Linked DNA regions of Homo sapiens: region 2 is linked to region 1. Evidence: chromatin loops called from intact Hi-C (ENCODE). Cell type or tissue: heart right ventricle. All regions are shown on one strand.

The links. A loop is a pair of places that touch in the nucleus more often than their neighbours do. Peaks named below come from ENCODE experiments on the same cell type or tissue, not always from the same donor. Only the 100,000 strongest peaks of a DNase experiment are listed, where the experiment ranks them.
Region 2: it touches region 1 in a loop (8-fold over the local background); 28 of 110 quality-filtered maps call a loop at or near these places.

The regions. Positions count from the first base shown.
Region 1 is chr2:106,102,558-106,107,557 of GRCh38, forward strand. It overlaps UXS1 (UDP-glucuronate decarboxylase 1), which reads right to left. Exons shown (of 15, transcript NM_001253875.2): 11 at 2,237-2,280. Among named protein-coding and RNA genes, the nearest start is that of ECRG4, 39 kb to the left of the region's middle. In heart right ventricle, a CTCF peak has its summit at 1,997 (motif pointing right); a DNase peak (open chromatin) is centred at 1,972.
Region 2 is chr2:106,467,737-106,472,736 of GRCh38, forward strand. RGPD3 (RANBP2 like and GRIP domain containing 3) reads right to left here and starts at 677. Exons shown (of 23, transcript NM_001144013.2): 1 at 481-677. The coding sequence starts at 552. RefSeq lists a silencer at 1-140. In heart right ventricle, a CTCF peak has its summit at 3,118 (motif pointing left); a DNase peak (open chromatin) is centred at 3,118.

The sequences.
Region 1 (5,000 bases):
TTTGTTATGTAAATGAGGACAAAACCGGCCATGAGAATATTAAACAGAGTCATGCCAAAATGCCGATGCGGATGGCCACCTAGACCTCAGACTCCCTGCACTGTTGTTTCGAGGCAATCATGGGTTTGGGGAATGGTTAATTTAGTACAGTAACTATATGGACCCAGACATCGTGCATTACTAAAAGACGCTCAGTTCCTAAAAAATTGCTTGTGAAAAACATCAAAACTTTGGTCAGTTAATGAACTCATCTGAGTCCTCAATAACTAAAAAGTTTAAGTCAGGAAACCCTTGCCCAAGTATGGCAAAGTCCCTGAAGCCTCATCATCTCAGACTCTGCTAATGTGAAACCAGAGAGGATCACCAGAGTGGGGAGTAAATAAATACTACTGAAGTGTTATGAAATGGGTTTTCTAAAAGGGTTAACAACCATGTGTCTAGGGAAACTGCTCATGCCCTCTTTTCAAGTAGTCAAGTGGTGTGGGAGAGGACGATGCATGTGATGGCAGCTAGGAGCATGAGCCACGACCATCAAAGCAGGCACAGGACAGTGACCAGGCCATCAGAGCGGGCCAGGGTGCATTTTGTCCTGAGCTGGGACAGCACATAGCACAGGCATCACTGAATGCTCAAAATATTTTAGTCCTAGCAAAAAGAAAAGTCTCTGAGGCTATTTTAAATGAATTTTGCACACAATGCCCTTGAGATAATGAGAGCAGAAAGAAGAATGGGTCCTGACTGGTTTCCTTTTACCGCACAACATCTCATTGATATTCCATGTGGTGTGGGGGCTGGAGAAGCCTGGGCGCCACTGGTGAGGCAGCCCGAGGCAGGCACACATAACCGAGGACAGCAAGACTCCCTCAGAAAAGGGCACAGCTGGGTGAGTGGAGGAGGATGGGATAAGAACGCGTCACTATGGAAAGACGGTACTCAATCCAAGGGAGGCCCACAATTTGGTCCCCATACAGAAGTGTGCCATGATAGTTTCCTCCAGGGACATAGTGCCTACGTTAAGTGCTTTGAAATGAACACAGTCCCAAAGCGGGGGCAGCTGCCATTTCCCTGTTAAATCGCTTTTTAGAATATGCATGCCTATTTGGGCCACAAAGTTGGTTATAGTACACTTCTGGGCTTTTGCCCCTTGAGGCAAGATATTAATGGGTGGGGAGGAAAAAACTACTGGCTGTGTAAATGTTTACTCACAGCTTTCTTTTGGAGTAAATGGAAATTCACAAATACTTTCAGCAAAAATCTACAGTGGTTATTTTGATTTCTTTTTAAAATTTTATTTTACTACCAGTTCCATTTCTCCACGGGACTCCTACCCAGGACCCCTACCTAAGGGTCCTGGGTAGGTACAATTTTATGTGGTTGCTTTGGCTGAGGTGGGACTTGGGGGCTGCCCCGACCTGCACAACAGCCACCATCTCACCCTAGTGCCCCTGGGATGGCCCTAAGACAGCAGGAATAACACTTCCTGATTGACAGGCATACTGGGGTATTTGCAATGAAGAGTGAAAATATGTGGGTTCAAAATATAGAACTGGGTTTTACAACAATTCAGGATACCAGAAACTTTCACAGAATTTACAATAGCCACATACTGGTGGATGCACTTTGGCATACACAACTGCTTCTATCCTAACTACTCTGAGAATCCACACTGCCTTCTAAAATTAATCACCAACGGAATGGAACAACAGAACAGTGGGTTTATAAGGGCTGCCAAGAAAGCAATAAAAATCACCACGTGAATCTATTCAAAAAATATATTTTTATCTGCATTTAGTTTCAGCGTGAAATTCAACATAAGAACACTATCTACCTTGTGCCCTCCACAAGGACTATCTCCTCCACCCCGCGAGCCATGTTTGCAATGGGTCAGATTCTGGCATTCACAGGTCTGCTGGATGCAAAAGGCCATCTCTTAACTCCACCTGCGCTGAAATCACCCAAGTCACCCTCAGAGCTGGGCAACTTCACCCACACACCGCTAGGTGGCAGTAAAAGATTAGCACATGAGTCACGATAGTCATGGAGATGAATGCAAATTTTAACTTTTAAACAGAGAACAGCAAGTTTTCCCATCATAAAATTAAAAATTTTTAATCAATATATAGTGTTAGCGTTGTGGAAATGGTTAACATATACAAGACACTGAACTGTCTGTCAAGTTGGCATGACCCCTGCTCCAAAGCACTGCTAAGGCTGGGGCAGGGCAGGACAGTCTTACCTGACGTACTGGAACGCCCTTGTCTGAGACCCGGATCCGTATACCTGGAAGGAAACCAACAGTTAGGCCTCCTGATAAAACCACACCCGTCCTGCGTAGGTGTCCTTGAAACTCCAGGGGACACAGTCCGACCTTGAAACTGATCCCAGGGGGCAGTGATGCTGACTCAAAGCATCTAGCACCACATCCCGCACTCTACTTCGAGACCATGCCTTGACAGTGAGATGGTGGCAGCAATACCTAAAGTGTGCACCTGGTATAGCTGTGTAAAGTTTTCCCTCAAAAGACAGTGCCTGAAGGAATTCGCTTCTGCTGGAGTCTTACGATGTGTCAGGCATCATGTGAGGCTCTGGGGGGCTGTGACCTCAGAGTCCAGCTAGGTGACAGATCTACACACAAACATTAATACATGCATTTAACTGGGGTTCCTCACACTGACTGCCCAACAGCAGAGCTGGGGATGCCGCCCAGGCTGGTTCACAGACTGTTTGGGATGAGGCCGGCATCTCCTGGTATTGTTACAGCTAGCTCCCCAGGAGATTCTAATATAAGGCCAAGGTGGAGAGGCATGCAGGAGACTCTGAAAGTGATGCGGAGGTGGCAGGAGGAGGGTCACATTCCCCTTTGTTTCCACTGCACATTTGCTCCACACTTCCATAGCTTGGCTTGTGTTCTTTGCTCTGCCAGCTGAGACCGTCTTGTCTACTTTCCACCTGGCAGAGTGCTACTCATCCTTTAGGGACAAGCTCTGATGCCACCTCCTGGAGAAGCTTCTCTGGCTCATTGCCCAGGGAAAGCCCTTTGCCAACTGCCCCCAACTGTGAACTCCCCAGAAGGACTGGTGTCCGAACCCCCTTTGCCCTGCTGGAGCCCAGCACGATGTGAGGTGCGATACCAGCATGGGATGAGCATCTGCTGAATGACCTGCGGAGCGCCACGGATCACGCCACTCACTGAGGCGGAGACGGCAACAGAGGTGCTTGGGGAGATCTCCTAAGCGCGGCATCACAGGAACAAGAGTGCCCTCGGGGGTTTTGTTTGCTTGTGTACCTCCCTGTGGTGGAAAGCAGGCAGCTGGGAAGAAGGGACTGCCTTTGGGAACAAGCTTGATTATAACAACCCTGGGGTCTCTTCCCGCCTGACAGCAAAAAAGAGCCCCTGCCAGCAGCTCTGTGAACAGCACCAGCCCCCTCAGCACCAGACACTCAGCCTGGCTTTCCCAGAGCTCCCCGCTCCAGCTCTGAGAAGGAAAAGGGGAAGGATCAGGTGGAGAAGAAAAGCACACGCATGGCCTGGCGCGGTGGCTCAAGCCTGTAATCCCAGCACCTTGGGAGGCCGAGATGGGCAGATCACCGGAGGTCGGGAGTTCGACACCAGCCTGACCAACATGGAGAAACCCTGTCTCTGCTAAAATTACAAAATTAGCTGGGTGTGGTGGTGGGCGCCTGTAATCCCAGCTACTAGGGAGGCTGAGGCAGGAGAATTGCTTGAACCTGGGAGGCGGAGGTTGCAGTGAGCCGAGATCGTGCCATTGCACTCCAGCCTGGGCAACAAGAGTGAAACTCCGTCTCAAAAAAAAAAAAAAAAAGCACATGCATCAAACCCCCTGAAAGCCTTATTTATTTATTTAAAAAGCAGGTTCAAAGGCTATCTCTGTTTTCTTAATAAACATTTATATGCCAATTCCACAGGTGTATCAGTTCTATCTATGTAGGTTCTGTTCTTGGGGGGAAGGCCTTACACTGAGAAAAGGCTGGGGATACTGAGGAATGGGGATTCCTGTCAACACAGAAACTACAGCTGCAACAAATCTCAGTAAAGGAACATTGAGGAAGGATGGGCATGGGCCTCTTGGAAGCAGAGGGGAATTCCTTGACAGTTCTGCCTGAACCTGATTCTCTGGCCTGGCTGATACTTCTGATACATGTGAGGAAGGTAGGAAGCAGTGGGCCTGAGTTGGTAGGACAGGAGGTCCACCCACTGCCAGCTCCCTCAGCCTGGAAACTCCCCTCTACACCAGTGCCGTAGGTGTAACTCTTTTTGTTTTTTACAACCTTATTTTGGAGATGAGGTAATGGAAGGTCAAAGCGCTGGAGTGACCTGCATTCAGCAGAGTGAAATTTATCTTGACTCCAAGTTCAGAATTCTTTTTCCTGCCCTATTGTGTTCATAATTTCAGAACTACCTGTAGATTTTTTTTTCTTTTTTCAAACTGTGGCTCTCAGGCTGGCACCAGGCCATTCTCCAACCTCACTGTAGTGAGTATCGGATTTAGGCAACTCCCGCGTCACAGGCTCCTCCACAGGTGGGTTTGGGGCTGTGCTGCTGTCCTGCCCATTGCCTCTGTCTGCATCCGGGGCTCTGCTCTCAAAGCTGAGCGCACAGATGCACCTCTGCTGCTTGTTTTGCACCTTCCCACCACACTCAGTCAGGGCCACTGTGATGGTGGGCTCACCAGTCTGCTAGTGCATTCCAGCCACATTCACAGAAAGCCCACCTTTGTCCAGAGCGGCAGTGGCCTTCAACAAGCCAGCCGAGGCCAGTCTTCAGTCTGATCTAAAGCCCAGGCTCACTCATCAGAGCAGCGGTGTCCACTCACACACCGTCTCTCAGAGAGGAGCCATGGAAGAGCACAGTGGCAGCTTTCCATTCCACCGAAACATGCTGACCCCAAGCCCTGGAGGAACACAATCCAGGGCAATACATGCTGGGTAAGCCCCCCGACCGGGATGGGTTAACTAGGCTGCCAGGGTCAGGATGTGAA
Region 2 (5,000 bases), 370 kb after region 1:
CGCCAGGGAGCAGCGCCCGTCGGGAGCCATGACGCCTGAGCCATCAAGGCAGCCGCCGGGCCAGGTCGAGGCCGCGGCCTCAACAGAGCGCGCCAGGGAGCAGCGCCCGTCGGGAGCCATGACGCCTGAGCCATCGAGGCCGCCGCAGGGCCAGGTCGAGGCCGGCGCCTCAACAGAGCGCGCCAGGGAGCAGCGCCCGTCGGGAGCCATGACGCCTGAGCCATCGAGGCCGCCGCAGGGCCAGGTCGAGGCCGGCGCCTCAACAGAGCGCGCCAGGGAGCAGCGCCGGTCGGGAGCCATGACGCCTGAGCCATCGAGGCCGCCGCAGGGCCAGGTCGAGGCCGCCGCCTCCACAGAGCGCGCCAGGGAGCAGCGCTCGTCGGGAGCCATGACGCCTGAGCCATCGAGGCCGCCGCCGGGCCGGGTCGAGGCCGCCGCCCGGCCAGGTCGAGGCCGTCGGTCTCTTCCAGACCCACTCACCTTTCGAGGCGACGGGGCGGAGCCCTGCACCGAGGCGACGTACCGCTCCCCGTAGGCCTTGCTGCAACTCATCGCGCCACCAACCTGGCTCCCGAGATGCGTGAGACCAGCGCTCAGCCCCGCAGCAGTCGCCAATTCCAAGAGGAAAGCGCCTGAAAGCCACTGAGGCAGCGGCGTAGCCGGCGGAGGACCACTGTGACGAACTTGTGTCCTGCGTCAACAGTGTGTGGAACGTTGGCGACTTCGGCGCTCGAGCTGCACTCGGCTGGGCTCTTGGCAGCACCCTGTGCTCTGAGGGTGTCTTGCCCGCCGGGCGCCGTGGCTCACGCCTGTAATCCCAACACTTTGGGAGGCTGAGGCGGGCGGATCACTTGAGGTCAAGAGTTCAAGACCAGCCTGGCCAACATGGTGAAAGCCCATCTCTACTAAAAATACAAAAATTAGCCAGGTGTGGTGGCAGGTGCCTGTAGTCCCAGCTATTTGGGAGGCTGAGGCAGGAGAATCGCTTGAACCCAGGAGGTGGAGGTTGCAGTACGGTGAGATTGCCCCACTGTACTCTAGCCTGGATGACAGGGCAAGACTCCATCTCAAAAAAAAAAAAAAAAAAAAAAAAAAAAAGACTAAACTGTGATTTGAGGCAGCTGAGGAACTAAGAGCCCAGGAAGAAAGGACAGTAATGAAAAAGCCAACAAATGAGACCAGTATTTAGTGGTATTTCCCCTATAGGCAATTATTTATTCAAAAATACAGGAACAGCATTTATTTGCTTAACTGCAGATATGCAAACAAAAAATTTAAATGGTCTTAGTTACTATCTACATGCAGATGCTTCCAATCTTAATCTCTAGTCATGACCACTGATCCTTTTTTGATTCCTTTAATTCAATTTATATATCTCTAAGTGAATATCTTGTCAACACTGACAATCAAGACTAAGATGTATTTATTCTATTCCAGATTCTACTCTAAAAGTCACCAGGAAAAATTCAGCTCCACTGGTCCTGGCTCTAAGTCTACTAGCAAAATCTTCCAGAGAAGTGGAAAAGCCATCAGCCAATGTGTTAGACTATCATTTCCATGACCTTACACCTATCAAAAAGGCACTATTACCAGGCTTATAGAATTCTAAAAAAGTTGGAAACCATTTTCCATTATAAAAGAAATTCTTCCAAATCACACAAAACACTCTGACGCTTCTCCAATTCCCCCTTTCAATGTTCCGCAAATGTGCTGGTTTGAAGGAAAAAAAATTCAATGTGGCACATGTTTAAAAATATAATGAAGACATAGACATTATCAAATACAACTGATAGCACTAACCTTCCCTTTGAACCGTCCCTAAACATCCACACTCACATGTCCTTTAAATACAAACCACTTTTCTCCAGGCTTCCTAACTTGGTAAATCCAGGTACCTTCCCAGGTCGTTCAGAGAATTGGGAGCCTCGTTCCACATCACTTTTCCCCAGCCCAGCAGCACAAAACCAATCAGCTGACAAATTCATTTCCACCTCTCAAGGCCTCTCATATTAATCCCTCCTTTCCACACATATACTGCCCTAGCTCAGACCCTCTCATACTTCTTAAACTGACACAGACAACCTCACTTGGAGGCTAACTGGTCTCCTTATCTTTAATCCCAAAATACACCTATTTACCACACAGATCCAAAACCTCGTAACTCCTTTCTCAAAATCCTGTAATGCCCTGTCAATTGCATTCAGAAGAAAACCACCTTTTCATCCTTTCTCCCTTTAAGAGCACATTGGTAAGAGTGTAAATCCCAGTTCTACCACTTAGTAGGTTTATTTCATTTGTAACCTCTATCTCATTTGTAAAAAAAAAGAATCATAGTACTCTCTTCTCAATAAAACTGTTCTAAGGAAATAATTAATACTAATAAAGCACTGAGAACAATGCCTAGCACATAGAAAATGCCCAAAAAAGGTTATTATTGTTATCCAAACCCTATCCTGCCTCACCCTACAGACTACTTGTACTTTTATAAGTATTTATTCTACAGATTTATTGAGTCCTTATGACTAGGAGATGAAGATACAAATATCCATTAAAAAATGTTCCGCATTATCTAGCCTTCCTGCCTGTGCCTGTGTGGTTTCTCCTTGCCCTGAATGCTCCTTTCTACCTACAGATATCCTACTCAACCCCAAGGTCCAAACGAAGACTGACATGTCTCTCAGAGATGAGGCTTTGATTTTGCCATGTCCTCCCATTGGATGTCATCTTCCCATCAGTCAATCAACGATGGTACTCTCTTTTCCACATTACTGAGTCATGAGTCTTTCTTAAATTCTAATTTCTTATGCAGACAGTACATCAACTCCACACAATTGTGAGATCCCTAGATGGAAAAGAATGTATCATTTCCATCTCTCCAGCACCTTCAAAAAGTATCACATACATCACAAGGGAGGTCAGTGTATGTTAACTGAATCACTTCTGTTTGAAAACATTTATTCTGCAAGTAGAAACTAAAATTAAGTTAACCATGGAAAGAACTAATGTTTAACCAAACTTCTTTAAAAAATGTTAACTTTTTGGCAACACCTAGTCCTTTTCTTACCTCGTCCAATGATCCAAGGAGTTTACTAAGAGGCTTTGGAGCACTAACGCCATCTAGTGGAGTACTGGGCCGAGGCATTGTGTTGGACATCGTCAGAGAGGGAGCTGGCAGTCCAGGAATAAAAACCTTTCCCACCTTTAAGCAATAAAAACATGTGGAAAAAAAAAATACTGCCTTTAATGCATCACATCCTTAAATAAAATGTTAAGGAATATAAACATATATTTCTTTTGATATTTCTAAGTTTATGCTCAACAAACACAGCAAAGAAACAATTCAAATGTCAATAATCTATTGAATTCCACTATCCAACTGTAAATATGTTGGTATAATTTCTTTTTTTTTTTTTTTGAGATAAGATCTCACTCTTTCCCTGTGGCTGGAGTACAGTGGCATGATCTCAGCTCACTGCAGCCTCAACCTACCAGGCTCAAGTGATCCTCCCACTTCAGCCTCCTGAGTAGCTGGAACTACAGGCACATGCCACTATGCCTGGTTAATTTTGTATTTTTTGGTAGAGACGGGGTTTCACCATGTTATCCAGGCTGGTCTTGAACTTCTGGGCTGAAGCCATCTGCCCACCTAGACCTCTCATACCTTAGTATAATTTCTCTTGGTTGGATTCCTTCTCTTCATTACTGAAGACTTTTTTGGAAGGCAAGGAGAGGAATGTTAATATAGTCAACACATTATATAAAAATCTGTACACTATGTACTCTTCTACCTTATTGGTCATAAAGACAGTAAGAACAGCGGCTGGGCGCGGTGGCTCACGCCTGTAATCCTAACACTTTGGGAGGCCGAGGTGGGCAGATCACAAGGTCAGGAGTTCAAGAGCATCCTGCCTAACACAGTGAAACCCCATCTCTACTAAAAATTAAAAAAAAAAAATTAGCCGGGCATGGTGGCAGGCACCTGTAGTCCCAGCTACTCTGAGGCTGAGGCAGGAGAATGGTGTGAACCCGGCAGGTGGAACTTGCAGTGAGCCGAGATCGTGCCACTGCACTCCAGCCCAGGCAACAAGAACGAAACTCTGTCTCAAAAAAAAAAAAAGAATGAGTTGACAATCCATGCTAACCACTCCTTATTTTGGCTATCTGTAGGGTACTTAGCAAAAACAGAAATTCACATCTGTACAGGCTGAAAACTTGATAAGACTAAAAAGGAGATGCTCAGAACTAAAATGAGATCTTAACAATGTACATATTCATGTTAACACACTACTCAAAAGCTAACAAAATAACAGAAGTTGCCCCAATAAAATCCTTAGGCTTAAAAAACAAAAATAACAGTGAGAACTAATTATGCATAATTTTTTAAAAGCTATCTCAAACCCCTAATTTACGAAAAGATGGAATAAGCACATACCATGCTATTCCCTCATTAATCACCAAAAAGAAAAAAAAACTGAATAAAATTTATAATGCAACTAACAGAAGATTCTGAAAAAGTGAAGAAAAGAAGACAAACTGGCTAGTAACCTGAGACCCAGGAATGACCTAATGATGAATTCCCTAGGTTTCTGGTTTTTTTGACTCCTTACATAACCAGGCCTCAGGCTTTCAAAGAGCCTATAACACAGACATGCCAACGTTCACAGACAAAACACGCCCTAAGAAAATCTTAGTCTTTCCAGCCAAAGTGTTGGGAAAAGAATGACCAACCAGGACAGAAACTTTTCACTATATCTGCCCTACTCTTTACAAACACCATGAAAAAAGTCATGGCCGTCCCTTCCTCCTCATCAGGAGGCACAGTGAAAATTTTGAATGTCCCTCGTCTATTTGAGGAAGTCCCCTTCTATTTCTAGATGCTGAGGATTTTTTTAATATTTGATTTTATCAAATATTAAATTTTGATATTTGATTTTATCAAATGATTTCTCTGCATCTATTTAGATCCTTGGTCAGCAAACCATGTTCCATGACCAAATCTG